Regions from separate parts of the Mus musculus genome. Here region 2 is linked to region 1. The links are chromatin loops, found by intact Hi-C in ENCODE. Cell type or tissue: left cerebral cortex. All regions are shown on one strand.

Region 1 (8,000 bases):
CACCTAGACATGATCATTTTCATGACATAGTCCAATTTTTAGATCATTTTCATCTCTTATGAGCTGTAGCTGAGAGAAGTTTATAGACTTATGATGATACCCTAAAAATCTATCCAGTAGCTCTAGCCTCAACATCAAAAGACATATTTTTGAAATGTTAATATAGCTGTGGATGCAAGTATGAAATAAGTCATTTGGAAAAAAAATCAGTTTCACATTTACATACTCAATAAAAGTCTTTCAGATGTGTCTGTTATTCCTACTACCCACACAGCTTATTCATGCTCACCATAAACTGCATTGGCAAGAAATTAAGGTTAAAGGAGTAGGGTAGAAGCTTAAGTCATCTAATTTTATGACTTATTAACAACTCAAAGAGTCTAATGGTTCAAAGGCTGGAATGAATAGCTAGAATCTTATTTTAGACTATCTATGACTTTAATTTGCTCTCATTACTGAAAATGATGAAAAATTAGCTATCAGAAATGTCAAAGCGAGAAACATGATAGAAAACAGGAATTAGTCATCATCTTGAACATTTTTCTTTGTTAAACTTCAGGTAACAATGGAGATAATACTGTATTTCTTTATAGTATCATGCCCCCCCTTTTTTTTACAAGAGAAATTATAAGTTATGTAGCCAGTGACATTTACTCAATACAAGTACACCTTTTGTCCCTAGGTTATTTGTTACATTTATTATAAGAAAACTCAAGGATGAACTGCAGAATTTCAGGAGTAATTATATTTTCATAACCAAAAATGTTCAGATGTCTTCCTCATATCTATAGGCTCACAGTCTATTGTCTAGCACATTATTTTATTTTTATTTTGATAACCAGAATTATACTCTCTTTCCAACAGAAAATTAGTGGCAAATAATGCTGTGATTGTTCAATAACCTTTAAGAATTGGCATTGGGGAGTTTTGGATGAATGCATAGTGGTACCTGTGTTGTGTATGTACTTGTGTGGTGGTTGTTCATTTTGTCAGCTTGACACTATCTAGATTCACTTGAGAAAGGAGTCAGAATGAGGGATTCTCTTCATTGGCTTTGTCTGAGAGGGATTTTCTTAATTGGGTTCATTGATGTGGAAAGGCTCCCCCTGGATGTAGGCAGCACCTTTTCATGTTCTGGCCTGGAGTGAATGAAAGGAGAGGGGACCCTGGGTATTGCTTGCCCTGAGTGATTTGCTCTTTGAAGTTTCTGTCAACTTGATTTTTCCTTGAAATAATGGACTGTCACCTTCAATTGAGAGACTAGCAAACCTTTTCTTAGGTTGATCTCGTGAAAGTATTTATATGACAGCAACAGGAAACAAAACTGAGGCAACTTGTCAGTGTGCCAATAAACATGTATCATGGCATATATATGCATATGTGAGTGCATGCCTGTGGACAGTGGGTAGAGGTTGACTCTGAACACTTTTCTCGATTTCTCTTATTGGATGCTTTTCTCAATTTCAATCCATCTTTTGCTTTTGTTTTTTTGGTTTTTTAAGACAAGCTCTTTCATTCAACCTGGAACTAATGGATTCAGCTGTCTGGTCAATGAGCTTTGGAAATCCGTCTGGTCCTCTGGAGCTCGGGGAAGGGGGTCCCATGCCAAGCTTTTTATGTAGGTTGTGGGGATCCAAATTCAAGACCTCATGCTTGTGTGACATTTACCAACTGCAGTCTACCCCCAAACTCTGGCATGTATTTCGTGGCCAGAAATGGCTGTCTTTTGAATGACTTTCAACCTTTCCGAAACAAATTTATTTCATTGTTTTATCTTTTCACACAGTAGGTTTGAGTTCAGATGTAAAGTATATGAACACCTAACAATATAAAATTATATACTTTAGCAGTTTCACAAAATTTCATCCATTCTTATTGTATAAGCTTCTGTCTCATTTAGTATTGTAACTGTCATTTCTGATGTAAAAGCAGGTTGACTGAAACATTAATGTATCAGTAATTTCACAAGGCAGACTGGATGCTATTGAGATTAACTTGTTATCTTTGTCAGAGCTTTGCAATGCCTCAAGGGTTGCTGCATTGCCTAGGTTTGTCACATAATTTCAAGAAAATAAACACACTTCCCAGCTGAAGTGGCTCTAACCATATCTTCACTATGCTATGTTTTTGTTCCAACCTATCTCAGCTACTTTACAGTAGCTACATCTCAATGAAGATATCCAGGAAGAAATTTGAAAAACCAAAGAATGAAAATTTGAAAATGAAGTACAGTGGCTTGGAGTTGTGTTGACTGACATCAGTCGTTGAAGTATGGATTGCCCCCTTAGCTTCACAAATGATCCTCCTTAACAGATCTAGGGCACTTTACTAACTAGGTTCCTGGCTTTACTGTTAGTCCAATGTACAGTCCACACCTGAAGAAAGGGGAGTTTTTGATGTTGTGGTTTATTAACCAGGTACTTTCCATTCACTGTCAACAATTAGAAAACAGAAAGAAGTTTTTTAAAGAGGAGGGTTGGTGGGACCTCCTACTTGTTTTCTTTACTCCAAATAAGAAGCCGGAAACAATTAAGGAGAAAAAAATCCCCTATAGTTCACCTTGACCTGGCTGGACTGGGTCTGATGCCTGAAAAAAGTGGTGTTGTGTAAGCCACTAGTAAAAAAAAGTCGAACTGAACTTCAATACAATGAAAATTATTGGGCTCTAGGGGAAACTAGGAGCCAAGGTCTCCAGTATCAAATTAGAAAAGGAGCTCTTTCCCAAACCTAGAGAACTGTGTTTCTTCCTTCTCCTTAAGGTGTCGAGGGCGCTGACAAGACCTGGAGAGGCAATGCTACTACTTCCTTGGCTGTCCAGTTTAGCAACGCTTTAGCCTCACCCAAAACTGCAAAACTGAATTGCAAGCTTGTATTCATTCACTCTTCTGCTGCCATCTGCAACTTCTTGTTTCCTTTTACTGAGAAGGTGGCGTTTAAGGTCAAAAGATCCATTGTAACCAACAAAAGGCCAAAGAACCACAAACAGACCCTGGGAAAAAGCTAGGCTGCCCCTTTCAGGGCTGAGGGTCTACAAAAGGAACAACGAAATATATCTGACAGTAGAATACATCTTGTCTAAATCTCCAAAGTCTGGGAAGACCTCAGACAGATTTGGGATCAGACACAGGGCAAGGTCTTAAGGCTGCAAGGAAAGCGGGCAGTGAATACTCTGAGAGCAGTGTTGGGGGAGGGGAGAGGCCCCCGAAATCTACTTTGTATTCAGCAGCTGCGGGCCAGTAAGGATTCCTGAACAAAGGAGCACGCGGCAAGAGGATGAAATGTTGGGGTTCATGCTGCCACTCGAGCTGCGAGAAGTTTTCCACCTATACCGTTATGGAAGCGTTGGAACTCAGAATTGGGGGGCGAGGGGGTGAGAGAAAAGAGAACTCAGCATGCGATTCCTGTTGCGCCACTACGCACCAGGAATTCTTGAGAACGATGGGAATGGCAACTATTAGATTCGAGGGGGGAGAAAAAAGAGCTGGAGTGAGCAAAACAAAGAGCGAGTGTGGGCCGCGGTGACTTCATGCCTCACCAATGTCCCGCCCACGCTACTCCGAGCTGGAGCTGTTTGCTGCTTCTGCTGCTGCTGCTGTCCTGGGCCGCCACTGCGCTTGCTGGCGACCCAAGCAAGGAGCACTGTAGCGTGGGGAGGTTTCCTAGCAACTCTCAGCTCGGAGCACGCCCAGCCACCCGAAAGCTGGGAGCCCCCACGGGGGACCACAGAACTAGATCACCCCATCCCTGCCCATCGCCTGCCTCTCTTCCCTCTCATCCCAGAACGCATCAGCTGCCAGGGTTCTGGGTGGCCAGACGCCTGAGCCGACAGAGTCCGAGAAAGGACAAGGGTACGCAGCTCCCTCCCAGCGAGGTGCATGGAACATCCCCTTCTAGCCCAGTAAGCAACTGGGATGCCTTGTTGGTTGCCCGCGAGTGCAGACAGGAGCTTCTAGGGAGCTCGCGGAGCTGCTTCCCCAAGCTGCTGGCACCCGTGTCTCCTCTCCCGCCAATCGGAACGCTGCCGCCTGAACCTCTGCTAGCTGCGACTAAGTGGAGTTGGCCTCCCTGCCCACCTGTGGAAGAAGCTAGCACCGACTGATGCGCCAGCAACTCCCCCACCCCCTTGGCCTTCTAGCCGTCCCCTCCCACTAAAGCAGCATCACCCTGTGAATTACATTAGGGTGGTTTTCCCCCCAGCCTCAGGCTTTGTTTGGGTTTGATTGTGTTTGGCTCTTCGCTAAGCTGATTTATGCAGCAGAGCCCCATCGGCTGGGGAGAAACAAAAGCTCTTTTCTTTGTCTGGGAGCGGACTGTGGAGCCCGTACTTGCTTCGCCCCCGCGGGCCATCGGCTGTCCAAGGAGGTGCTTTTTGTTGAGACTGCAAGCCCCGCCGTGCGGAGCTGGGAGGGCCTTAAGGGCCCTGAGATGCAGAGAGCTGCCCTGGACCGAATACCTGTATCGCCTACTGAGAGCAACTGGGTCGGCCAACCCGGCCTGTCGAAAAGGTCCTAGGGACTCGCAGCCCACGGGCCTCAAGGTGCGCTCTCAAGTCGGGAGAGCGCATCAGGAAAGCAACTAGGCAGTAGGCACCGGGCGGGCTGCTTTGCATTATGTGCGGCTCGGCCCTGGCTTTTCTGACTGCTGCACTGCTCTCTCTGCACAACTGCCAGCGAGGTCCAGCCTTGGTTCTTGGGGCAGCCTGGGTATTTTCACTTGTTCTCGGACTGGGCCAAAGTGGTAAGTTATTTTACTTTGTTTTCTTCCCTTCTCCCAAAGTCTTGGGCTGGTATTGAGAGCTTATGGCCTGGGCATCCCTGACAGGTAAGTGGAAGATGTCAGTCCTGGTCAGTCCTGCTGAGACTTCAGGAGGGCAGGTGTGTAACAAAGTTCTCCATAAAGAAGCCAGGTATCAGGCATTTTCACCCCTAAGTGACAGCAATAGTCCACAGTGCTGGGAAAAGTTTATTTGAGTTGAAGTTTGGGAAAGAGTCTGTTGTACTTACAGAATGCAGTTTGGGGGTTCCAGTATTTCCTGAGGATATCACTATATAGTCTGTATTCCCCAACTTTTCACCTTAGGGGTGGAGCATCATCCACTAAGAGCCTGTGGCTAAGATGGTTTATAAAAGGAAAGAGTCTTTCATTTATTGGTCTAAGAAAGAACAAGTTTCTTCTGCCATAACATTCAGCTTGAATGAATTAATGCCCTTGAGGAATATCCATTCATGGTTTAAGCCACTGCCCTGCGGAGGGGTGGGATTGTTAAATTATTGTGGCTAAATGATCTGTCCCCTAAGTTTGGTCTCTGTTACCAAGAGGTCACCTCTCTATAAACTTTTATTGTCTTCATCTGTAAAACAGATATAGATGCCTACCTTTCCCAAGTCATTTCTAGTCAGACAGTGCATGAGAGGGGGCTTGGCACTTTAACATGTTAGCATTGTATTCTTGGTGACTCATGAAACAGAATAAGTAATAATAACAATCTAAGGATTAAATTTACCATAGAGGCCAAATGTTTTTTTTTTTTTTTTTTGCAGATGGAGTTACCATTGCCTTATTTATTTATTTATTTATTTACTTACTTACTTACTTTTCCCTTCGGGTTACTAATCCCTTAAATTTTATTAGAGACTTACTGTAGTCTCTCAACCTTAAAGGAGTTTTAATTAATAGCCTCACTTCTGTTGTAAAACTGAAATTTAGTCCTTTACTTTAAATTGGTGTGCTGGCTTTCTTCCTGAAGTTAACTAAAGTAAATACTTATATGTAAAAGTTTATAATAGAGAAGCCCAGGCAATTTCTTCTAATTATTGCATATATAGTTGTCTAGCATTAGTTTTGGGTGAGATTTTCCTAGTTGTATCAAACAGGACAAACTAGAGTCAACTTTCATTTTGTAGTTATTTTGAGACTTTGAGATTTCAAAATAAATGAAACCTAATACAAAGGAAAGAGTCACACTCCTTATCAAGTATCTTTTGAATGGAACATGTGTTTGCCACAGCAGATTTTCCACTGAGCTTAATTCCACCCTATGTCAGTAAATAAAGTGTTCTCCTAGATTTAGTAAACATTCGCACCAATAAACTGACCAAAACTTATGTCAACAGAATATATTTTGTTCCAAAGAAAGTCTCACTCACCTTTAATCTTTGCTAATAACAAAGGTTTTTAAAAGTTCATTGTGCTTGTAGAGATAAGTCAAGTTCCTGTGTACCAGCAAGATATTTCCATCCAGTGACTATTATTGATTTGAAGCAAGTATTATGAATGGGCTGCCTTGCACCTGCTGACCTGAAAAGTGAATGCTTATCTGAAATCAAAACAAGGCATCCTTTTCCCAGTCCCTGTCAATATACAAAAGCTTCTGATGTATAATGACTTGCATGGTAGTTTAAAACATGAAAAAAAAATTATAGCCAGTACTACTCAGCAAATTAGAGATCACTATAAACAGCTGTACTTTGTGATACAGCTACAAGTCTTAAATTACAGGTCTTACTGTGCAAATTAAATGCTTAAAGCAGAATAGAAATTTAGGTATCGGTTACAAAGGAAATCTTGTTCCCATGCCCAGTAGTTTACACCAAGAAGATGCTGAGGGCAATAAAGCCATAGTAAGAAGACTATAGCTATATATCACTTCAGTTTTATTTTTAAAGAACAATTTATACAAATGTACATTAGACTTATAGTAGTGTGAGCAGAGAGAGTTGAAGGTGGCTGAATACTGTGGGTAGAGTATATTATGAATGAGATGCAAAGATTTCTGATGTAGACATCACTCTAGTTCCTTTTAATTTTCCTTTGCAAAAACTAATGGAGACTGAAGACAATTGAAATCATCAATGCCAACATTAAAAAGCTGGTCACTAATGTTTTTCCATTAAATAAAAAATAGTTAATATTGAAGAGTTATTGCAGCAACATTTTATTTCTACACTTGCTAATTTTAAAAGATTAAAACTAATTTGTCACCCAATTACATAGCAATAGAAAAATGATACATCTCAAAACTCACAATTTCTTTAACAAATGGTAGCTATTATTGCAATGAGATTTCATTTTCTTTTTATTTAGCTATTGTACTTTTTCCATTACAACCAATCTACAGAATGAGCTTTGCTTTGTGACAACAGTATGACTTTCCCTGAAATAGATTTCATCATATCAAGTATTCTCTGAATATCCTCAGTTTTAGTGTGTGTGTGTGTGTGAGAGAGTGAGTGTGTGTGCGCACGCACTCATGTATGCATGAATGCACAGCAATGATTTTGCATGTGGGGGGTGCATATATGCGTGGGTATGAATGCATGTGGATGAATATGCATTTGGAGGCCTGAGGTTGATGTCGAAACCATACTACATTGCTCTTTTACCTTATTCATTGAAGCAGAGTCTCTCAGTCAAAACCAGAATTCACTGATGTGGCTAGTCTTGTTAGCCAGATTGTTTCTGAGGATTCTGTTCCCATTTCCCAAGTCTAGAATTATAAGCAATTAACATGCCAACTGGACATCTATATGTGGGCTTCTGGAGATCTAGCTATGCAAGCATGTTAACCACTGAGCCATCTCACTAGCCTCCAAAATTCTTTAGCTAGTCTTCTATGTCACTTTCATACAATGTGTATGTAGTAATTCTGTCTTTAGGTGACAAAGACACTTTGGGGTCTGTTTAAAAGTCATCCATGCTTGCCTTACATGTGAAAACAAGTAGCTGATATGATTTCAAAAATGTCCTTCTACTGTAAGTGCTTTGAAAGAGTTTCAAGCTTATTTCATCTCACAATACTGAGAGCTTGTGGAAAGCTTTATTTACCATGTGGAGGTTCTGCTCAACTCAGATTTGGTGACTGATTGTCAAATCTGTTATCTAATCCTTAGTTATCATCTACTAGACCTTTCATCAATTAGGAAGTTGGTACTGGCCACCCAACAGTTAGCTTTTAAGATCTATGATCTCCTGGATTAACTGCTTTCTCCAACACTGGTTTT
Region 2 (8,000 bases), 710 kb before region 1:
ATCATTTCTGTAAGCATGTATGTTACATACACAAAGCTCTTTACTCAAGTATTATATCATTTTAAGTCATCAAAAAATTAGCAAGCTTGAGGCCAAATAACTATATAACTTCCTAAAATTTCCATGTACATGTCCTAGATAAAACACTTATGATCTTAGTCCCTCTCAATAAAAAATAATCCTCTACAGTGCAACCTTTATTTCTACTGACTGTAAACTTAATTCAGAAAGCTGTCATAATGATATTAATGTTTTGAAGTAAAGAACCATATACTAATCAAAACACAGTCCTATTTAGACTCTGTACAGTCTGACAGGTTAATTTTTGTATGCCTCATTTGTATTCATAAAATACAGACATTAATTGATAAATTGCCAGAGAAATTAAAGATTTTTCTACTGAGCTTCTCTGTTTATCTTCTTGGAGTCTCTTTGGGATGTAAGAATTAAGATGATTTTTGGAAACATGACAAAAATCTATTGCTTAAGCTTGACACACAGCATGTCATAGTCTTGCCACCATCACTCTTTCTGTCTTTCTGTTCATACACTTAAACCTAACAAAAACAGAGAAATTTTTATATTTCATTCCATCCTAGTCCATTGCCTTCACCCACAGTAATCCAGAGTTCTTACTTCTCATACTCATCTCTGCAATCTTGGGTCAGGACTAGCTGCTCACATTTACTTCATGCTTATGATACACAATGCACTTTTCTAAGAGATTGTTCATTTTTCATTAATTGATAAATGTCTCAATCCTCTTTTTTACATGGGGGGATTGTTAGTCCCCCAACTAGTAATGGTAGATCTGAGATTTACATTCAGTTAATTTGTCTTGAGACCTTACCTCATGAGATAATAACACTGTGATATATTGATTTTAACTCCAGGAAACCTTCAAGGTCATCAGTATTGCCCATTTCAACTTTTCTCTTCCCTATTTACTCCTAACCTCTCTGAGGTCATACTCTTACCTCCATCAATTCTAAATTCTAGTATTCTTTGGGGTGGGTAATACCTCTCTGAAGACAGTATTTTGACTCATATTTTGTAGTTTCTGTAGTCACTAGTAAAATGCAATTCACATGTTGAACTCTCTATAAATATTAGTTATATGGATTTACCAGAGAAGAAATGAAAAGATCATCCAAAAATATATCACAAAAGAATTTGAAACCATTTCAATAATATGCTTAGCCACTTTACATTTTGAAAATCATGATTATTCCAACTGGGGATTTATTTCTTTACAAATGTATTTTTTTCTTATGACATGGAATTTAAAAAGTGAGTAATTATTTGAACATTTCAGTGTCAAAATAATTCATTCAGTTGAGTGAATGAATTTTTATTTTTCTTTTTACAAAACCATATTACAGTATTCAAAACTATTCTTCCAAGAATCTTGGTGAATTGTGCTTACTATAAAAAGCTAATTAAAGTAGAAAACATTATTTATAGTAATGACTAGATCAATATGGCTGATCTTTCTTTGAGATGATCCAAAAGTTTTTGCATTTGTGCATTAGCTCATTTATATAATATCCCGTTTGGAAGGAAAATATTCATTATGTTTAATAACATAGTTATTTAAAATATCTTAAGATAAAATGGTTTTAATATATTATTTAGAGGCAGTTTACTTTAATTCACTCAATTTCTTGTGTTTAATGAATGGGAGACATGAGGCATTTTTTTTGAGCCATCAGAACATATTTCACCTCTTTTTAAAAATATGCTTGCATTGTATTTTATTTTGATAGTTGGGCATTAGAAATTTTATTAATAATAATAACCACAATTCTCAAAATACTTATAACCACGTAATAGATGTGGAATTTAAGATGGACCCCTTATTCTTTCAAACTCAAAGTTATACTTACATTGGCAACATTTCCATATTAAAGAACAAGATAGTTAATGTGGGTTGATATAAACTTATAGAATTCAAAAAAAAGATTCTAGGGGTAATTTAATGCTAGAATTGTTCTTTTCCTTTTTGTCTTTTAAGTTGTTTAATCTATAAACATGTATCATACCTGAAAAAAAGTATAAAAGCCAATTATTCAAGGTACAATTTCACAGTACTCAGAGGGCTGGAACACCTTTTATGAATGACTTTGGAATGGATTTTCTTAAATTCATAAATGATCTTTCTCTTAGTAATTTAGTGATGAAATCGTGATTGTTAAATGGAGTATGGATTGTCAACAGCAGAATAGCTCCTTAATAAATTATGCAGGAAATACAATCAAGTTAGAGACTCAGGTTGGCATGGCAGCTATGAGGAGCTAGGAGAGAGAGGGGAAAAGGAAGGAGGATCAACACACACACACACACACACACACACACACACACACACACTACACACACACACACACACACACACACACACACACACACACACACACACGAGAGAGAGAGAGAGAGAGAGAGAGAGAGAGAGAGAGCGCCTTTTCATTATCAGGTAGTTATTTTATTGATTTTGGTGGCTTCCTTGCAATTCTTCCTACATGAGCAAACAAAATGTTTGTTAGGTCTGCCCCTGACCTGAAACAAAACAAAACAAAACAACCCCCCCCCCAAAAAAAACCCAATATTGTTTTCTGAGTAGATAAGCACACTTTAAAGTGAGTTACTCTACCATTAGGATGGCATTACATTTCTTACTGCTGTTTGTTTAACTGGTGGCCTTGAACTTACAACAGAATATTCAGAAGTGAGTATGAGAAAGGTAGCAAGGCAAATTGAAAGCAGTGCTTTCTGAGACAATGCTCATCTTTCCTCAGACCTTTCAGAGGCTCAGCTCACTTTCCATTTTGGTCATATCACTGTTGCATCGGTGCACCTTGAGCATACTGCCCACATATAAACAGATAACTACCCCTTGCTTGCTCTTTGTACAATAAAATGATGTAACATTTTCAGTAAAAGACATAAACAAGTGAGTTTGCCCTTGTCAGGTGTAACCCTGTAAAGACTAACACTGGTCAGTCTTGCAGAATCCTCAAACTGACCCTCCTCCCCTCAAGTTTAAATAAAGCCATTCATTTTAGTTTTAAATCCAGTGAAGAGGAAAAAAGCTTCCCTAATACACAAAAAGACAATATAAACCAGCAGAGCTTGTCAATTGGAACCTACAGGCAGAGGAGTATTATAATATTGTTTTCCCAGGAGACAGTGACTAAGGCACGCACACACTGACCATCCCCGAAAAGAGGTAAAGAGAGAGTGAAATGGCTCAACGTACACACACCCCGCTCCATACCGGGGACGAGTCTCCGAGCTGCGGCGTGTGCTCTCGGAGAGCCAGGCTGAAGCTGACCGCCCCCACGGCCACGCTGGACACCCCCAGCCCTATCTCCAGCACAGAGAGCACCAAAAGGCTCCCAATGATCTGGCCGCTGGTGCACATTCTCCTTGGGTCATCATTCCTTCCAGCTCAGAGATGAAAGCTGATCATCTACCTTCTTTCTTCCAAAGTCCTCCTCAGCCCCTTCCGCCCCCTACCACAGTCCAGCTCCTCAAACTTTTCTTTCTTCACCAGCAAAACATTATCCACAAGGTCTGGATTTTCAGAACCAGAGAACCATTTCCGTGGGCCTGGCCAGAGAAGACAGCTAATCCAGCCCGTGGCGGGTTCACACAGGGACTGTTGAGCGATGGGTGGGAGTCCAGAAGCTTTTATTGAGGAGCCAGGCTCTGGAGAACGGACTCTGGATCGGAAGCCTTGCCAGTGTCGGAGGCGCAGTCCAGAGTTCTGCCGTGTCTCTGCTCTGCGCCCCCAGGAGCCTTCCGCACCTCTCTGGCTCCCTTCTTCCTGGCGGAGGAACCAAGCTTGATTTCCTAGTAATAAAGGGGAGCTGCTTACAACTCCTCTCCGCCTGTCCTCTCGCCTTCCCTCCTTTGTTTTCCTGTCTGCGCAAAGTGCTTCTGTGAGTCTCTAGGTCTCTAGGCAGAGCGGGTGGATGGTATTCAGCACCACGTTCCTAGCACTTGCTGTGTCGCCAGAAAAAGCGACCTTGTCTGATGGCCTCTTTCCGTCTGGATTTTTTTCCCCCGTTGTTGTCCTCTTCCTCCCCCCTCTCTTGAATCTGATTCTCTCTCATTGCTATGACCTCATTGGGGTTTAGGAGGCTAACGGAGGAGGGAGAATCCTGATGTATTTGTGGGTCTAGGACCAATACTCTTGGCTGACCTCTGATTCGCCCCGCCCCTGCACCCAACCTAAGTATCCTAAACTCGTTACTCCTCTACTCAATTCCTCTTGGGTTTCTGCCTCAGACAGGAGGGGTGGCTATGCCTGGTCCTTATATCAATATAGGCTCATTCTATGCAAAACTTTCCTCTACATGTACTTTTCTCTGGTTCAGGAGCAAAGGAAAACCAAGTGCACGGAAATAGAAAGAAGCCAGACCCCTGATTATACAAAGATTTGAGCGGACCCTCATTGGAGGACTCATTTATATCAGTGAGCCCAGACTGGAGCCTGCTCTTTAAGAGAGAGGGTCCATTCTGCTATCACTACTTTGTACCTTCTTATCCTAGAGGGAAGAAGCTGTCTGCTGGAGGCATATTTTCCTTGATAGCTACATACCTGAGAGGCATAGTCAGAAGCAGCTTACAGAGACCCTGTGTTGTTATCTCATTTCAGTTGAGATACATACACTTAAGTACTACACCAGAACAAGCATTACTTATAAACAGAGAAAAAGTCTGACCTAGTACAAAACTGATTTTGACCATCTTCAATTCTGAATCATTATGGCAGGGACTCAAGCGTGGGCTGTGTGATTTTGTTGCTCTTTCTGGTGAATTTTGGGAGCCTAGATATAGTGGAATTGCTTATATTTTACTGATCCCCCCCCCCCCCCCAGGAAACATCTCAAGGTGTTCTACTGAAAATTTTCTGGATGAGTTCTGAGTTATGGATTCATCAACCATCTTTCTCAAGAACTTATTCTTCAGTTAGAGATGCGTTGAAGGGAAATATAGACAAAGGGGACCACAATATGAGGGCATCTTTGCCTCTGCCCACATGCAGACAAATACACAGTAAGCTCCTTTGGGATTACATGACGCATTTTTTATTTTCAAGAACCAATGTGAGGAAACAGAAGCCCTAATTCTGCCCCAGGAGTGTCAGTTTTACCTTTATATATTTGATTCAGAACATGCTTCATAGCTTAACTTCTACACTCTCATTTCTTTTTTTATGATATGCTTATTTTACAAGTTTTAGAACTTGAGAAAAAGAAAATCAAAGAAGGATTGCGAGTTATTAAATGTTAAGGAATTTTCAGCTATTGTGATATTCAGAGCACAACTTATATAAGTGATGTTGACTGATAATTAGTGATGTTCCTTTCCACTTCTCAAAACATTTCCCTCCAGATAACCAGTTTCCAGAATTTCTCAAGCAGTTTGTGGATTTAAAAAAGCAATACTTATGATATTTAAATATTGTATAAGTCAAACGTAAACAGAAATGAGACATCTATGCTACTTCACTTCTGGTTTGAATTTAGCTACTTTGTTTTGTCTTTCTATTTTTTATTCTTTTGGAGGAAGAAAACAAGTTATGATCATCAAAAGGTATTAGTGTAGTTTTCTGTGGAAAAGAATTACCCTGGGAGAGAATTATAGTGAACACTCATTTGATGTTAACCATATAGGAGTTTTAAAGGAACAAAGAAACATGTCACCTCTTGAGTTTGATTGTTCATTACTGACAGACATGATCATTTGAAGCCAGTTACTTCAGTATCTAAAACTCTAGTCATATACCCAAATATAACCACCCTTGATTGATTCTGGATCACTTGTATAAAACACAAAACTTCTGAAAATCACAATTAAACCAGAACAGATTAAATCTATGAGTAGCTACAGTTGAGTTAAGAGCAAACAAATATTTTAGGAGTGATATATTAAAAAATTATTATCTACAGAAGAAATTAATTGTCCCATTCCGACTACCAACATTAGAACTGCAAGACATTTACAATACCTTTTCTTTGACACAAAGTATATTTTACATTTTCAAACAATGTAAAGAGTTTCCTAAAGTGATTCCAAATACTTTTTTTTTTTTTGCTGATTAAGACATAGTTATTTTCTTTTTTTTCACTTTTTATTTTTTAATTGGGTATTTATTTCATTTACATTTCCAATGCTATCCTAAAAGTCCCCCACACGCTTCCCCACCCACTCCCCTACCCACCAACTCCCACTTCTTGGCCCTGGCGTTCCCCTGTACTGAGGCATATAAAGTTTGCATGACCAACGGGCCTCTCGTTCCACTGATGGCCGACTAGGTCATTTTCTGATTCATATGCAGCTAGAGACACGAGCTCCGGGAGGGGGGTATTGGTTAGTTCATATTGTTGTTCCACCTATAGGATTGCAGGTTCCTTCAGCTCCTTGGGCCAAATACTTTTAACATTTCTTCATACTCACAAAAATCAAGAACAAAAACAGAGTTCAAGCTGAAAAATTATTATTCTTATCATTATCTCTCAAAATCATGTCAAAATAATTATAATAGGCCAGCCTGGTCTACAGAATGAGTTCCAGAAAAACTCTGTCTCAAAAAAACCACCCCCCCCAAAATTAAACTATAAACCAAGATAATTCATATAAAATCCATTCTATCTAAATTCCAGTGCATTCACAATCCAGGATTTAATTTTTCTTACATCACAGCAAGTATTTCTCATGAGATCCATTGAGAAGGTTCAACACTTCTTCATATTTAATAAGAGCAAAACACAAGCTTGCTACCTGCTGTCTTGTGTATGATATAAATGAATGTACAGGTAATCTCAAAGTAATTCTAAAGCTTTTTAACTGATAACTCTTTATGGTCTTTCTATTTAAGGATCTTATAGTTGCAAATAAGCATTCAAAGGTTATTATATACTTATTTTTTTTACAAATTATAGACATTTTAATATTTTGTTAAAGAGACACCCAGGAATTAGTAAACAAACCACTTCATCTATGCTATGAATGACCCCAAAACCTTGTTGAGTAAAAGTTTGCTCCTCAGCCTGTGGCTGGATGTGAAGGAACTTAGGTCTTCAGGGGTATGATTTTGAATGGGATATTGGGGTCTCTTTATTATTTATTTATTTTTTGGATTTTGGGGGTCTCAACCGTTCTTTTTCTTTTCCTCCCCTTGTCCTGGTTATCACAAGGTGAGCATATCACTCTCCATATGCTAGCTATTAAGATGTTCCAACTCACCACAGCCTAAAAAGCTGTATGGCTGACTAACCATGGAACCATGAGATAAAATAAACCCCTTCTTTTTAAAGTTGGATTCACTTAGATAACTTGTTATTATAACAGAAAATTGGCCAATATTCACTCCCACTTAATGTAATGATACATAATGGCAAAATGATAATGGTAGTGACTAATGCAGGGTGTTATTGCAAAGTCCTTAATTAATACAAACCCTGTGTCAACCTAACAGACTAGAAACACTAGAGAATTACTAAAAAGAAGCGTTCCCTTCATCAGGCTGGCCTGTAGGCATAGATTGTGAGAGCATTTTCTTGATTAGTGATTTATGTGGAAGGTCCTAGCACACTATGGGCAATGCTACTCCTGGGAAGGTAGTTCCGGGCTCTAGAAAGCATGCTGAACAAAACATGGGGAGCAAGCCAGTAAGTAATATTTTTCCATGTTCTCTGATTCAGATTCTGCCCCTAGGTTCCTTTCTTGAGTTCCTGCATTGGCTTACCTTTGTGATAGACTGTAACCTATAAGCCAACCAAACCATTTTATTCCAAGTTGCTTTTGGTCAGTGTCTTTATCACAGTGACAGTGAAGAAAACTAGAATAATTCCTGAATTGTTTTCTTTTTTCTTGTATTAGCTATTTTCTTCATTTATATTTCAAATGCTATCCCCTTTCCTAGTTTTCTCTCCGAAAGTCCCCTGTATGCCCCCCTCCCCCGCCCTGCTCCCCAACCCACCGACTCCCATTTC

The links. Peaks named below come from ENCODE experiments on the same cell type or tissue, not always from the same donor. Only the 100,000 strongest peaks of a DNase experiment are listed, where the experiment ranks them.
Region 2: it touches region 1 in a loop (4-fold over the local background); 2 of 42 quality-filtered maps call a loop at or near these places.

Annotation. Positions count from the first base shown.
Region 1 is chr12:119,234,409-119,242,408 of GRCm38, reverse strand. Itgb8 (integrin beta 8) reads left to right here and starts at 4,133. Exons shown (of 14, transcript NM_177290.3): 1 at 4,133-4,737. The coding sequence starts at 4,611. In left cerebral cortex, no CTCF peak of the experiment used is centred here; DNase peaks (open chromatin) are centred at 2,933, 3,560, 3,958 and 4,279; H3K4me3 peaks cover 4,677 bases; H3K27ac peaks cover 2,481 bases.
Region 2 is chr12:119,941,892-119,949,891 of GRCm38, reverse strand. It overlaps Tmem196 (transmembrane protein 196), which reads right to left and starts at 3,765. Exons shown (of 5, transcript NM_001294154.2): 1 at 3,272-3,765. The coding sequence starts at 3,418. In left cerebral cortex, no CTCF peak of the experiment used is centred here; DNase peaks (open chromatin) are centred at 2,854, 3,315 and 3,744; H3K4me3 peaks cover 2,352 bases; H3K27ac peaks cover 1,757 bases.